Linked DNA regions of Homo sapiens: region 1 is linked to region 2. Evidence: chromatin loops called from intact Hi-C (ENCODE). Cell type or tissue: heart right ventricle. All regions are shown on one strand. Each heading gives the region's core, and the rest is flanking DNA. Links, peaks and the distances in the headings are about the cores only.

Region 1 (2,917 bases), core at 190-2,689, 120 kb before region 2:
CAGGCAAGTTAAGTGGGTGGCACCCAGTCCTCTGAGCTTTGATTTTCTCACTTCTTATTAAATAAAGAAAAGATTATCAAAGTCTCTGCCATCTCCCAGATTCTATGTCTTGGAATTTGCTTTTTTTTTAAGCTATATTATAGATTATAGAAGTTTGTAGGGTTTTATTTATATTGTTGCTTTGGCTAACTATTTGGAAGCTTATTAGTAATTATTTCTGATATTTTGAACAGAAGCAAGCTCTCAATTATAATATTGTTTTGATGGAAAAATATAATCTATTTAACTATAAAACCTTGTCACATCACAGTATCCAAGAAGAAATATTTGCACCATCAGATGAAGCCTGCTATATTCAGTTTTAAATGAACACATTCAATCTTTTGGCAGGATGGATGGATGGATGGATGGATGGCTGGATGGATGGATGGATGGACACACAGATATCTGAATGAATACATGTTCTTGCTGTTTGATCTTAGGTATAATTCACAGGTGACACTGAGGAAATTAAGTGGCAGGTGTATGTCATTCAGCAATTAGGAACGGTTGGACATTGTCCCTATTCTAATAATAGGCCTATGGATGGTCTGCAGCTTGAGTCCACATCAGCAGCACACTCTATTTGTCAGCTTCCCAAAGGACATTCTGGCATTTTCATTAGACTCTGCTTTCTTTCTATTAACACATCTGAACAGAATGTGCCCTTGCAAAGGGAGGCCAGTGACAGCATTTAAGTCTGTAATGTCAAAGAAAATCTCCAGTGGTAGATACACTTCCCTGGTCTCTTTTCCCTTAAGGATTATGAGATTTATATACCTAACGAGTCAGAGTGTGTTTTCTTTCTATGCAGTATCCCATATCCAAATAAATAATGAAATAAATACATAAGCACAAACACCACATGCACCTTTTGCCATTTACTGAGTCAGTAAGATTTTGACATTAGTAAGAGCAGCAATGAATTATGAATGTTTCTAAGAGAAATTTTTAATCCAGGAGGACTTTTTAAAAGGCACTTTTCGATTCTGGCCTAATAGATTAGTATAATCAAATAGCTGTTGTTTAAATTATTTAGTTATTCCCAACTAATATATAAAGCCCAACTGACAAAAACCAATTCTAAAATCCAGGCTGAAAAACTCCACTGTCTACGCTTCCTCATACTCCCCATTCAGTGGAAGATCTACACTGTCAACACCACATTGTGATTGTTGCTTTAGCTGCCACTTCCTGCAGCTGCCATCTGGCTGATTAGAAGTGGGGAAGGCCTATGGTGACAAGCCCTCGGGGCATTTTTCCAACCCTTTAGGAAACAGAAGGAAACGCTTGGGACTCTAATTACAGACTAATAAATAGTTCAAGCAGCCTTAAAAAGAAGAGGTTGTGGGTCCGAAAGGAGTTGATCCCTTCATCTACCATATTCCACACTCTCTCTTAGTGCCCCTTTTTCATTTTAGAAGATTCCCTATTCTTTTCTTTTTTGTCTTTCCTTTCTTTGTTTTTTTTAAGATGGAGTCTCACTCTGTCCCCCAGGCTGGAGTAGAGTGGCACAATTTCAGCTCACTGCAACCTCCACCTCCCAGGTTCAAGCAATTCTCCTGCCTCAGCCTCCTGAGAAGCTGGGATTACAGGCGTGTGCTACCATGCCCGGGTAATTTTTGTATTTTTAGTAGAGATGGGGTTTCACCATGATGGCCAGGAGGGTCTCAAACCCCTGACCTCAGGTGATCTGCCTGCCTCAGCCTCCCAAAGTGCTGGGGTTATAGGCGTGAGCCACTGCACCCGGCCCTTTCTTTCTTTCTTTCTTTTAGTTACAAATCTGAATGGCCAACCCATGGCCCCACTGTTAGAACCTAAGCATTTCTGCTCTGCATCACGCCTATGACCCTACCCAATGATTCATTTATGAGTGTCTATTATGCACCAGGTGTGGAACTAAATGATGGGAATTCAAAGACAAAGTAAAATCTTGCCTTGAAAGTACTTAAAACATAATCGATCCAATACCCTTCACTATCTTTATTTATCTGCATCTCTCTCTCTCTCTCTCTCTCTCTGCCACTGTTTATTTTGGCTCCATGTAGCCCAGAAGTTAAGAATACAGGCTCTGCGCTCAAATGGGACTCGAATCTCAGTTCCACCTTCCATCCCCACACGTCCAGAGTTCTTGTCCTGTTCATATGTTCAGTAACTTACTCATGGTCACACAGCTTTTAAGAGGTGGAACCAGAAAGGGACAGAGCCATGATCCAAAGCCAAGCAGTCTGACTTCTGATTCCATGCACCAAACTACAGTGCTTGTTAAAAACTGGGGAAAATATTTCAATATCTGTATCAGACGAACGGTTAATATTAAAACCTTTTCTGCTTTTCCAAAATACACACATGCTATTTTTCACTTAAAAATGTATAATGTAAAGTTCCTTCCAGGTTCTTACTATACTTTTTTTTTTTTTTAAGATAGTCCCACCCAGGCTGCAGTGCAGCAGCGCAATCTTGGCTCACTGCCACCTTCACCTCCCAGATTCAAGCAATTCTCATGCCTCAGCCTCCCAAGTAGCTGGGATTACAGACATGCACCACCACACCTGGCTAATTTTTGTATTTTTAGTAGAGACAGGTTTTGCCATGTTGGCCAGGCTGGTCTCGAACTCCTGGCCCCAAGTGATCCTCCTGCCTCGGCCTCCCAAAGTGCTGGGATTACAGGTGTGAGCCACTGCACCCAGCCTTAATATACATTTATATAATTATTTTAATAATTTAAAAATCCTATATACATGTAATCCATATAGTCCAGCTATACATATATGTATAGCATACATATACGTATATCTACAAATATATATGTATTATATCATAGTATTTATTATTTATATGTTTATAAATATATATTTATATATTTAACCAATCTCCA
Region 2 (2,917 bases), core at 190-2,689:
ATTTTGTTCATAATGGGTTTTTTGCATTAATTTTTATTTTTAAAAACATTAACAAATTATCTTGATTATCAAGTTTTTTGGGGCCCCCTTAAATTGTGTACCTAGAGTGAGTGCCTCACACATTCTACCCTAGTCCTGGCCCTGCCTCTGCCCATATTCACGCAAAAGACAGAAGAGTAGTTGGAACACTAAAGGAAGCACAATCCAGCAACAGACAGCAGCTATAAAAGGAATAGAAGGGCCAGTGAAAACCAAAGAGCTGCTGTGGCCATCTGTTAGTTATGGATAGAAAAAAGGCTGGTTTGGAAGCAATCACTGAAGATCTTGAGAGCTAAAGAGTTTGATTTTATCCTCTAAATTTCGCCTACAAAGGACCATATAGTAAATGGTAAGTTTCTTCAAAAAAGGTACATTTCTTCTATAAAGGGCCATATGGTAAATACTTTAGATTTTACAGGCTATTTGGTCACTGTCACAACTACTAAACCCAGCTCTTATAGCACACACCAAGCAGCCATAGTCAATACCGAATGAATGCGCATGGCTTGATTCCAAAAAAACTTTATTTGTAAATCTAACTGCAGGCCAGATTTGGTCCTGGTCCACATGACGTAGTTTGCCAACCCCTGCTCTAGGCTGATGTAAACAGTCAAAAATAAAAATAGCAAACCTTTATTGAACACTCTGAGTGTCAGATCCTGTTCATAAGCACTTTATGTATTTTATTTCATTTAATCTTCATTTATATGAAGTAGATACTATATCAAGGCCCAGAGAGGTTAAGTAACTTGTCCAGAGTCCCAAAGCTAGTAAGGTGCAGATATGAAATCTGAACGTGGGCAGCCTAATTGCAGAGTCCACTTTTAATCGCAATGTGAGGCTATCTGTACAGCATGCTACTTGAGGGCACTGTTGAATCAGAACTTCTTGGCTACCTTAAGCCATGATATCAAGGAACTAAAGCTCTACCCCTGCTGGTTTCACCCTTTACTGGAGCTACATTTGGGCCTAGATTGATTCCACTGTGTTTTCATGAATTACCTATACACAGATCTTAAAGCCCCTCTCCACTTGTGAATTTCCATTTATCCATCAAGACGTGCCCCATTACATCCCTTACGAAATAAGCCTCCCCTGATAAGTCCTTCAATGAGTCATATGCTGCCTTCAACAGCAGCTCACACCTACTTCTAACTCAGCATTTACCATATTTTATTTACTAAAAAGAATGTTACATAACTCACATACCTGCTAGATTTTGGAGACTCCTAATGAGCAAAACATCTTGTACATCTATGTTCATCACAGTAAAATAGGCACTCAAACATTGGTTAAAATAATTTAACCAATTAAATTTTTCTTTACAACCTGAATCACTGCTAGGTAGGTACAGAGAACTACTAAGTAAATACTCATCATCAGCTCAGACTCCACTGCCTCCACACATTTCCAGTGTGATGCAGCAGGTGACACCTTATGACTACTCACCTTCTAAAACTGCAGGAGCCTCCACCGGCTCAAGAGAATCCAGCCTGAATCAACATCAAAGATAGAAGGTAAGAAAACCATGCTGATGGCATTGTTGCTGTCAGCTGTCTTCTGTTGCACAACCAAGTAGCAAGCATTAGGTCTCTATGACAGAGCTAAAGATAGGACACACATGGTGGTGAAGTTAAAAATGGGATCATAAAGAAGGAAATAGGCTGAGTGTGGTGGCTCACGCCTGTAATCCCAGCACTTTGGGAGGCCAAGGCGGGCAGGTCACTTGAGGCCAGGAGTTCAAGACCAGCCTGGCCAACATGGTGAAACCCCGTCTCTACTAAACATATAAAATTTAGCCAGGTGTGATGGCAGGCACCTGCAGTCTCAGCTACTCAGGAGGCTGAGGCAGGAGAATCGCTCCCAGGAGGTGGAGGTTGTAGTGAGCCAAGATTGTGCCACTGCACTTTAAGCTGGGTGACAGAGTGAGAACCTGTCTCAAAAAAAAAAAAAAGAAAAAGAAAAGAAAGGCAACTCAATACTATGTTTAAAATATTAGGACATGGGAAAGGAACTAACAGATCAGGAGACTGTGTGGGTTTTTTTTTTTAATTTAAAAAAAGAGTAATTACACCAGGCACGGTGGCTCATGCCTGTAATCCCAGCACTTTGGGAGGCCGAGGCAGGAGGACCGCTTGAGGCCACGAGTTCGAGACCAGCCTGGAAAATATGGCGAGACCCCCGTCTCTATAAAAAATTTTAAAAATTAGCCAGGTGTGGTGACCTATAACAGTAGTCCCAGCTACCCAGGAGGCTGGGGTGGGAGGATGGCTTGAGCCCACAAGGTCAAGGTCAAGACAGCAGTGAGCAGTGATCACGCCACTGCATTCCAGCCTGGGTAGCAGAGAAAGACCTTGTCTCAAAAACAAAACAAAACAAACTATAAACATAAGTACAAAAGGGGTGCTTGGATGGAAATTCAGCTTCGTGCTCAGAAGAGAAAGACTGAGGCAGGGCCCTGAGGGCTGGCTAAAATGTCAATAGGCAAAAAGCAGAGGTGAAACAGTAACCAGAAAACTTCCTCAAACACATAAATGGGAATATACAGCACCCTAGGGATCGGGGGTAGTGAACACTGCAAGATAACACCAAGGTTTTGTGCCTGAGGACTGTCAGTGATGGCAGCATTAACAAAAGTGAAAGACTGGAGGAAGGAAAATAATGTAATTTTATATATACTGAGTTTGAGGTGACAGCAAGACAGGGTTTGGGCATTAACCTCAAGCTCTGAAAAAAGTTCACAGCCAGAGAGATGTTTGAGAAACAGCTGAAAAGGGAAGAATGAATTCCATTATCCCAACTTCAATCAATTCACTCATCTATTCAACAAATATTTATTGAGCACCTACTATGTACTAGGCACGGGGGGAAAGGAGGT

What was found. A loop is a pair of places that touch in the nucleus more often than their neighbours do. Peaks named below come from ENCODE experiments on the same cell type or tissue, not always from the same donor. Only the 100,000 strongest peaks of a DNase experiment are listed, where the experiment ranks them.
Region 1: it touches region 2 in a loop (4-fold over the local background); 9 of 110 quality-filtered maps call a loop at or near these places.

The regions. Positions count from the first base shown.
Region 1 is chr6:136,961,187-136,964,103 of GRCh38, reverse strand. No RefSeq gene overlaps it. Among named protein-coding and RNA genes, the nearest start is that of NHEG1, 31 kb to the left of the region's middle. In heart right ventricle, for the core only: no CTCF peak of the experiment used is centred there; a DNase peak (open chromatin) is centred at 1,263; H3K27ac peaks cover 1,625 bases.
Region 2 is chr6:136,841,079-136,843,995 of GRCh38, reverse strand. The region is part of intron 3 of PEX7 (peroxisomal biogenesis factor 7); the gene reads right to left. Among named protein-coding and RNA genes, the nearest start is that of PEX7, 20 kb to the right of the region's middle. In heart right ventricle, for the core only: no CTCF peak of the experiment used is centred there; no DNase peak of the experiment used is centred there; H3K27ac peaks cover 798 bases.